Linked DNA regions of Mus musculus: region 2 is linked to region 1. A link is a contact called in ENCODE POLR2A ChIA-PET data. All regions are on one chromosome and are shown on one strand. Each heading gives the region's core, a stretch centred on a gene start or an enhancer-like site at or near the end of the contact. The rest is flanking DNA. Distances are from core to core; before and after follow the strand shown. Region 1 holds the start of 2810410L24Rik (RIKEN cDNA 2810410L24 gene). Region 2 holds the start of Cep131 (centrosomal protein 131).

Evidence for each region. ChIA-PET counts read pairs that join two places held with the same protein, here RNA polymerase II (POLR2A).
Region 2: POLR2A ChIA-PET joins it to region 1 with 13 read pairs in Patski. The contact joins the promoter of Cep131 here to the promoter of 2810410L24Rik in region 1. POLR2A ChIA-PET finds 5 or more read pairs at or near these places in 2 of 5 experiments (Patski and embryonic stem cell).

Annotation. Positions count from the first base shown.
Region 1 is chr11:120,188,253-120,191,243 of GRCm38, forward strand. 2810410L24Rik (RIKEN cDNA 2810410L24 gene) reads right to left here and starts at 1,604. Exons shown (of 3, transcript NR_030682.1): 1 at 1,188-1,604; 2 at 237-424. It also overlaps Gm9734.
Region 2 is chr11:120,085,382-120,088,275 of GRCm38, forward strand. It overlaps Cep131 (centrosomal protein 131), which reads right to left and starts at 1,446. Exons shown (of 26, transcript NM_009734.3): 1 at 1,271-1,446.

The sequences.
Region 1 (2,991 bases), core at 354-2,853:
GCCGGGACCCTTCTCTCCTCGGCGGGATCCGTGCTCAACCAGACTCTGGGTAGGGAAGTCACACTCTTCCTCACCCCAACTACGACGAAGATGGATACTTGGTGTGCGTGGGGCCGGAAGTTTTTAAACGAGATTCCACTCGCAGCTTCCAAACGTCCACCTGGTGCTGCACGCTTGGGGGCCTTTTCTTCTAATTTAAGGGGTGGGAAGGATGGGACAAAAGAAAAACAACCCACCTTACTTTGCAATCTTCCTCAAAGAGACTGGGAGTACTTTTCATTCCATAGGGGTTTCTACCCCACCAGCCAGAGCCCCGTTTCTTCTTCTGAAATGGTCTTCTCACAAAGCCACCCTTAGCCGACACCGTGTAAAATCCCACTATCGGGTAAGCCAGTGGGGACGCTTCTGGCTCAGCTGCAGCTAACTTGGGAGAAAAGAAAGTGAATTCTTCAAGAACTTTAAAATAAAAGCGGCCCTTTCCCGGCAACTCGCGTCTAGCTTCGCCTTTGTTTTAAACACACATATAAAACCCTTGTCCTTCCTCGGAACGGGGGGCGGGGAGAACTGAGGGTCCACATTCAGAAGCGCTTTCCCCTTAAAAAATATTCTCGGAGGAGCTCTTTTGTTTGAAGTGGGTATGGGGGAGGGGACGGGGCCCGCTCCAGTTCAGCTACCAGGCTCTTAACAAACCACCACCAACAAAAAACCACAACTCTGAGGGTATCTCCTAACCCCGCAAATCTGGGGTTCCCGGATCCAGGAGGGATTCGTTCCTAGACACCCGGCGCGCAGCAGAAGCCAAGACCAGGTTTCCCTAAAGTAAACATCCCGGTTCAGAAAACGAGAATTCTAGGTTTCCGGGTTGGGGGATAACTGTATGAACCACTTCGAAACAGAGCCATCTTGCTGTAGTACCCATGGAGTCCTGGATGAATTTCGTGGGCCTCTGAAGAAAGTGACGCGCATTTCCACAGGAACTGGCTCCAAGCCCGTCTTACGGGTGGTGGAGAGCCCAGTAGGGATTCCAGAATACAGCTCAGGAGGCTACCCCGAGTTCGGCTACCGTCCCAGGACCCCTCAGAAAGACACGTTTGGTGCGAAAATCTCCTACACACCAGCTGGGTTTTTATTCCTTCCCTCCCCAGAGTGTGCTCTGGGCGCGCGGGAAACAAGGAAAAAGCACGTACCTGGCGGCGCTCTGAGGGCAGCCTCACCGGCCCTCCGTAGGCAAGGGAGCTCCCAGAAGCTACTCCCTATCCGGCTGGTCGACCCTAGGCCTGTCCCTCCATCCCTCCCTCCCTACCCGGCTGGTCGACCTCCGCCGAGCTAATTCTCCAGGAGGCAGGAGCGGGATACCCGGCCCGCCTTTCTGGAAATGGGATCCGTTTTTTAGCGCCAGGGCCCGCGCCAACGTCCAGGCCACCGTCGGCGCGCAGGGTTTCCCTAGTCCTTTGGATCAGCAGAGAGTGGGGCGGCCTGGACGCTGGGCTGCGGCTCGCGCACCAGCTCCCTGTTCCCGCGCGCCCTTCTGCATCCAGGCTCCGGCGTGTCCACGTTCCCAATCGCGAAAAGGGGACGAACTCTGAGCCCTCCGGGAAGAGAAGGCTGCAGCCGCAGTCCAGGAAAGAGCCCTAGGGCGGGAGGGGTGCAGGGCGGAGGGGCGGGAGAGCTACCAGCGCCCCACGGCCGCGGCCCTCGTGGGGGTGGGGAGGGCGCCCAGCCCCACCCACGTGGAGGCCCCCGCCCCGCCTCCATGAGGGCAGCGTCCCCGCCTGCCCCAGCGCCTCCGCCTAGCCCCGCCCCATCGCCTCCCGCAGCGGCCGCTCCCTTTGTCTGGGCAGCCGGTGCAAACCAATGGCATCGCGTGGGCGGTGCTCAGGTTGGCCAATAGATGATCCAGGAGGTGTGGCCGAAGAGGAGGGTCTATTTCCCCGAGAAGATACGGTAAACTGGTAAGCTTTTCAGGATCTGGGCTCTGAGGCCGAGAGTGTCTGCAGCTTCGAGCTGGCTCCGCCGTGGAATTACAAATTTTGGATTCCTTTCCACTATCTGGAAAGATGCCCCCAAATCCGGAAGGAAGTGTAAGGGAATCATATCTGGACTCTAGGGAGAGGAAGCCCCAGGGGATTTGATTTTAGAATGGCCCCTTGCACCCGGGACACGCAGTGCCTTGAACTTTGAAATTCAGGGTGTGCAACATCCCCAGAAGTCAGGAAGGTTCTCTGAGATCGAGTGGTAATAATGTGATGTTCAGCTTTCAAGGCGTCTCTGAGTTCAGGGGCAGAGGTGCATAGGCCCTCTCAGGAAGGACTACAGGATTGGGGGCCACTGCCCCAGGACCACCTTAGTGGGCAGCGACTCATTTGCTTTCTGAGCGGAGAAATATCGAGTGCTGAAAAATATTCAGGCTAAAGTGGACCACGGCCAGAGAGCTGTTGCTGGCTTGCCCCAGACAGACAGGGAAAGATACATCTCAAGTGTGCCCCAAGCCACGCCAGGGCAGCAAGTGCAGGAGACAAACAAGAGCCAAGCCATACCTACAGGAGCAGGCAGGTGTCTCCTCTTGAGTTCACCGCCTTGTCCTGGTCTCAGACCTGGAGGTGTTTCCCAACCTTTTCTCCCTTTCTGCATCTTGGCTCCAAGTGAAATCCGCAAACCAAGAAGAAAAGGAAAACAACCACCTGATGTAGGGGCTGTAATCTGGTGCCGCCGATGGTAAAATGAGCCCCGGAGGTAAATGAGGTACATTACAACCCTGGATTTGCAGGGCTCCACCTGAGCGCTATCAATCCCAGCATCTCCCAGGAGGTTGTCACAGAAGCTAACATCTAATTCCCTGTTGCTGAAGGCAGTACTCAGCCACCTTTATGGCTCTGTTTTGAAATTCCTCTTTTCAGAAGTCCAGGGATCCTGAGAGGGCCTGTAGCTAACTGAAGGGCAAGTTGCAGCACTCAGGATCTAGGACTTGTCCGGCTATGGTTGCAAACCACA
Region 2 (2,894 bases), core at 196-2,695, 100 kb before region 1:
AGCTACCCTAGTAGGATGTGGACTCCCAAGTCCCTGCGTCACCACAGAGCATCCATGAACTCCGGGGACCTGGCAGCTGTTCTCTTGTTTCAGAGGCACCCTGATACCTCCCTTGCAGGGTGCTCTCTCTTGCAGTCTCCCACTGGCTCTTCTCATCCCTGAAAGCCCAAGACGCCCTGAACTCTGCCCCAGACTCTCTCCTTTATACACCCTCTCCATCCCTGAGCTTTGCACAAGTACAGCAGGCTATCCGGCCAGGGCCCGTGCTCACATCACCCAATACTTCCACACTGCTCTCAGCTCAGGTTATACCCACAGGGGAAATGGCTTCTCAGGATGGCAGAGTAAATCTGAGTACCTGAGAAGTCCAGCTCTGACCCTGTTTTCTATAAGCACTTCATTGTGCATTAACTAAGCCTGCCTCCCTCCCTGCTGTTCCTCAAATCTTGGCAGTGCATCCTAGCACACCACTGCATCTGCAATCCCCCTGCCTCCACAGCACCATCAGCTTTTCTTCTACCAACTGTTTTGCTTTCTCTAGGACTCCCTTGAGAGGACAGGGACCACACAGTCTTAGGTCCTGATGTGTGGAGGGCACTGAGGTCCTGAGACCTGGGAGATGGGACATGGGACAACTGCTAAGTGATTACAATCCCCTTTCAGAGTCAGGGAGCCAGGAGCATACACTCACCATGGTCCAAAGTCAAGCTGCCTTGGTACTGACATCCAGATGTGTGTAGTAGGGGGCAGTGTCCCTACTCTGAGGCTGCTTTGCCATCAGTCCGGCCAGTGTCCCCGTTACACATTTCTGGTTGTGTAGGTGAAACCTAATACCTTGCCCTTCTTGGCACTGGCTACACCTTGGTGGATCCTAAGCTCCTAAGTCTGGTGGACATAGCTTTCCCAGCACCACGTGCAGCCAGTGAGGTTCTGGGCGGTAAACATAGCCTCTCCATGGAAATCTATAAGCCAGATGGCCGGAGGCTGGGGAGGCCAGCCTCACCCTGGACAAAACCGCGCCTCCCGCAGGAGCCGGAGGGGCAGGAGCCTGCTCCCTCGGGGGCCAGCTGACTCGCAGAGGCAGAGCCCTTGAGCAGCGCACTGCTGTGCTCCTCCGCGGGCGACCCGCATCCCCTAGGTCTCTTGAGGTTTAAGGCAGGGGTTCCGGGCCGCCCGAATGGAGCCCACGGCGACCTTCCGGGGCTGGGGGTACTGGGCACAGGCCGACCTCGCTGCAGGGCCCGACCCTTCACCGCGAGACGCCCCTCACCTGCGCGGACCTAGCCTGGGGCGCAGGGCCCGTGGGCTCGGCCTGGCGGGCGCGGCTGCAGAGCCACCCGGGGCCCCACGGGGCTGGCGCGGCCTCCGCCGTGGGTGACAATAAAACGCTGTCCGCAGGGGCGAGCGGCGGCGGCGGCGGCTAGCAACCAGCCTGGTGCCTCCTCCGCTGTCCGTCACGCCGGCCCGCCTTTGCAGCGCGCGCCGCTCAGGGATTGGCTCTCCGGACGCCCGCCCTGATCTTCGGGTAGTTCATTGGGCCGTTAGGCTGTCCTGTAAGTCCCGGAGTGGGAGGAGCTGCCGAAAGCCAAAGTGGAGTGGGGCAGGCAGAGGGGCGGGGCTTTAAGGAGGCGGAGCCTGCGGGTCCCGGCACCCTCTGAGGCCCCCGCGCAGCCCTGGGCCTCTCCGGTGCCTTGGCAGGACCGCGCAATGATGCCTCCTATCCCCAATCTTTCCTAACTGCTTTCAAAGACACTGTCGGAGTCTCCAAGTGTATAGATGTGGTCTTTCCTGTCTGCCAAAGGGCTCGGGACCCACAAGCTCAGATGGCCTCTCCAACAGAAGTTACATTAAATAACAATGTTATAAACTCAAATGCTTTAAAAATTATCCGCATATTAATCTTATGAACAAGCGCGTGTGCGTGCGTGTGAGTGCGTGTGTGCGTGCGTGCGTGTGTGTGTGTGTGTGTGTGTGTGTGTGTGTGTGTGTGTGTGTGGTAAGTTAGGATGGTGGTCCAGGGCCTTGCATGTGCTAAATAAGGACTCTGCCATTGAACCTCAGCCACTTTTGCACTAAGAAAGCATCTCATATACCACGTAGCCCAGGCTGTCCTCGAACACACTATATAGCTGAGAATGACGTGGAATTCCTGATCCTTTGCTTTTTTCCCCTCCTAAATCTGGAATTACGGGCAAAGTGCCGCCACACCTGGCTTTCATCTTTTCTTTCTAAGATTTATTATGTGTAAGTTTCTGCATCATGTTGAGGGTGCTGGATCTCCTGAAACTGGAGTTATGGATGGTTGTAGGATGCCATGTGGGTGCTGGGAACTAAAACCCGGTCCTATACAAGTGCTTTTTTTTGTTTGTTTGTTTTTTTGGTTTTTTTTTTTTTTTTGAGACAGGGTTTTCTATGTAGCCTTGGTTGTCCTGGAACTCCCTCTGTAGACCAGGTTGGTCTTGAACTCACAGATCCACCTGCCTCTGCCTCCCAAGTGCTGGGATTAAAGGTGTGTACCACCACCACTCAGCATAGTAGGTGCTTTTAAACACTGATGGTGGCTTCCTTTTTTGTTTGTTTGTTTTGTGTTTTGTTTTGTTTTGTTTTTTCGAGACAGGGTTTCTCTGTGCAGCTTTGGCTGTCCTGGAACTCACTCTGTATACCAGGCTGGCCTTGAACTCAAGAGATCCACCTGCCTCTGCCTCCCAAGTGCTGGGATTAAAGGCATGCGCTCACGGTGGCTTCTTTTTTAAAATTAAGAGAAAGATTTGGTTTATACATATCAAAATTCACATCCTTTGGTGTCGGGTAAACACCCATTCAGACTTAGTCACCCTTCCGCCACACCCTACAGAGCCATTCCTTGTTTAATCCCAGCTGCTTCAGGCACCAGC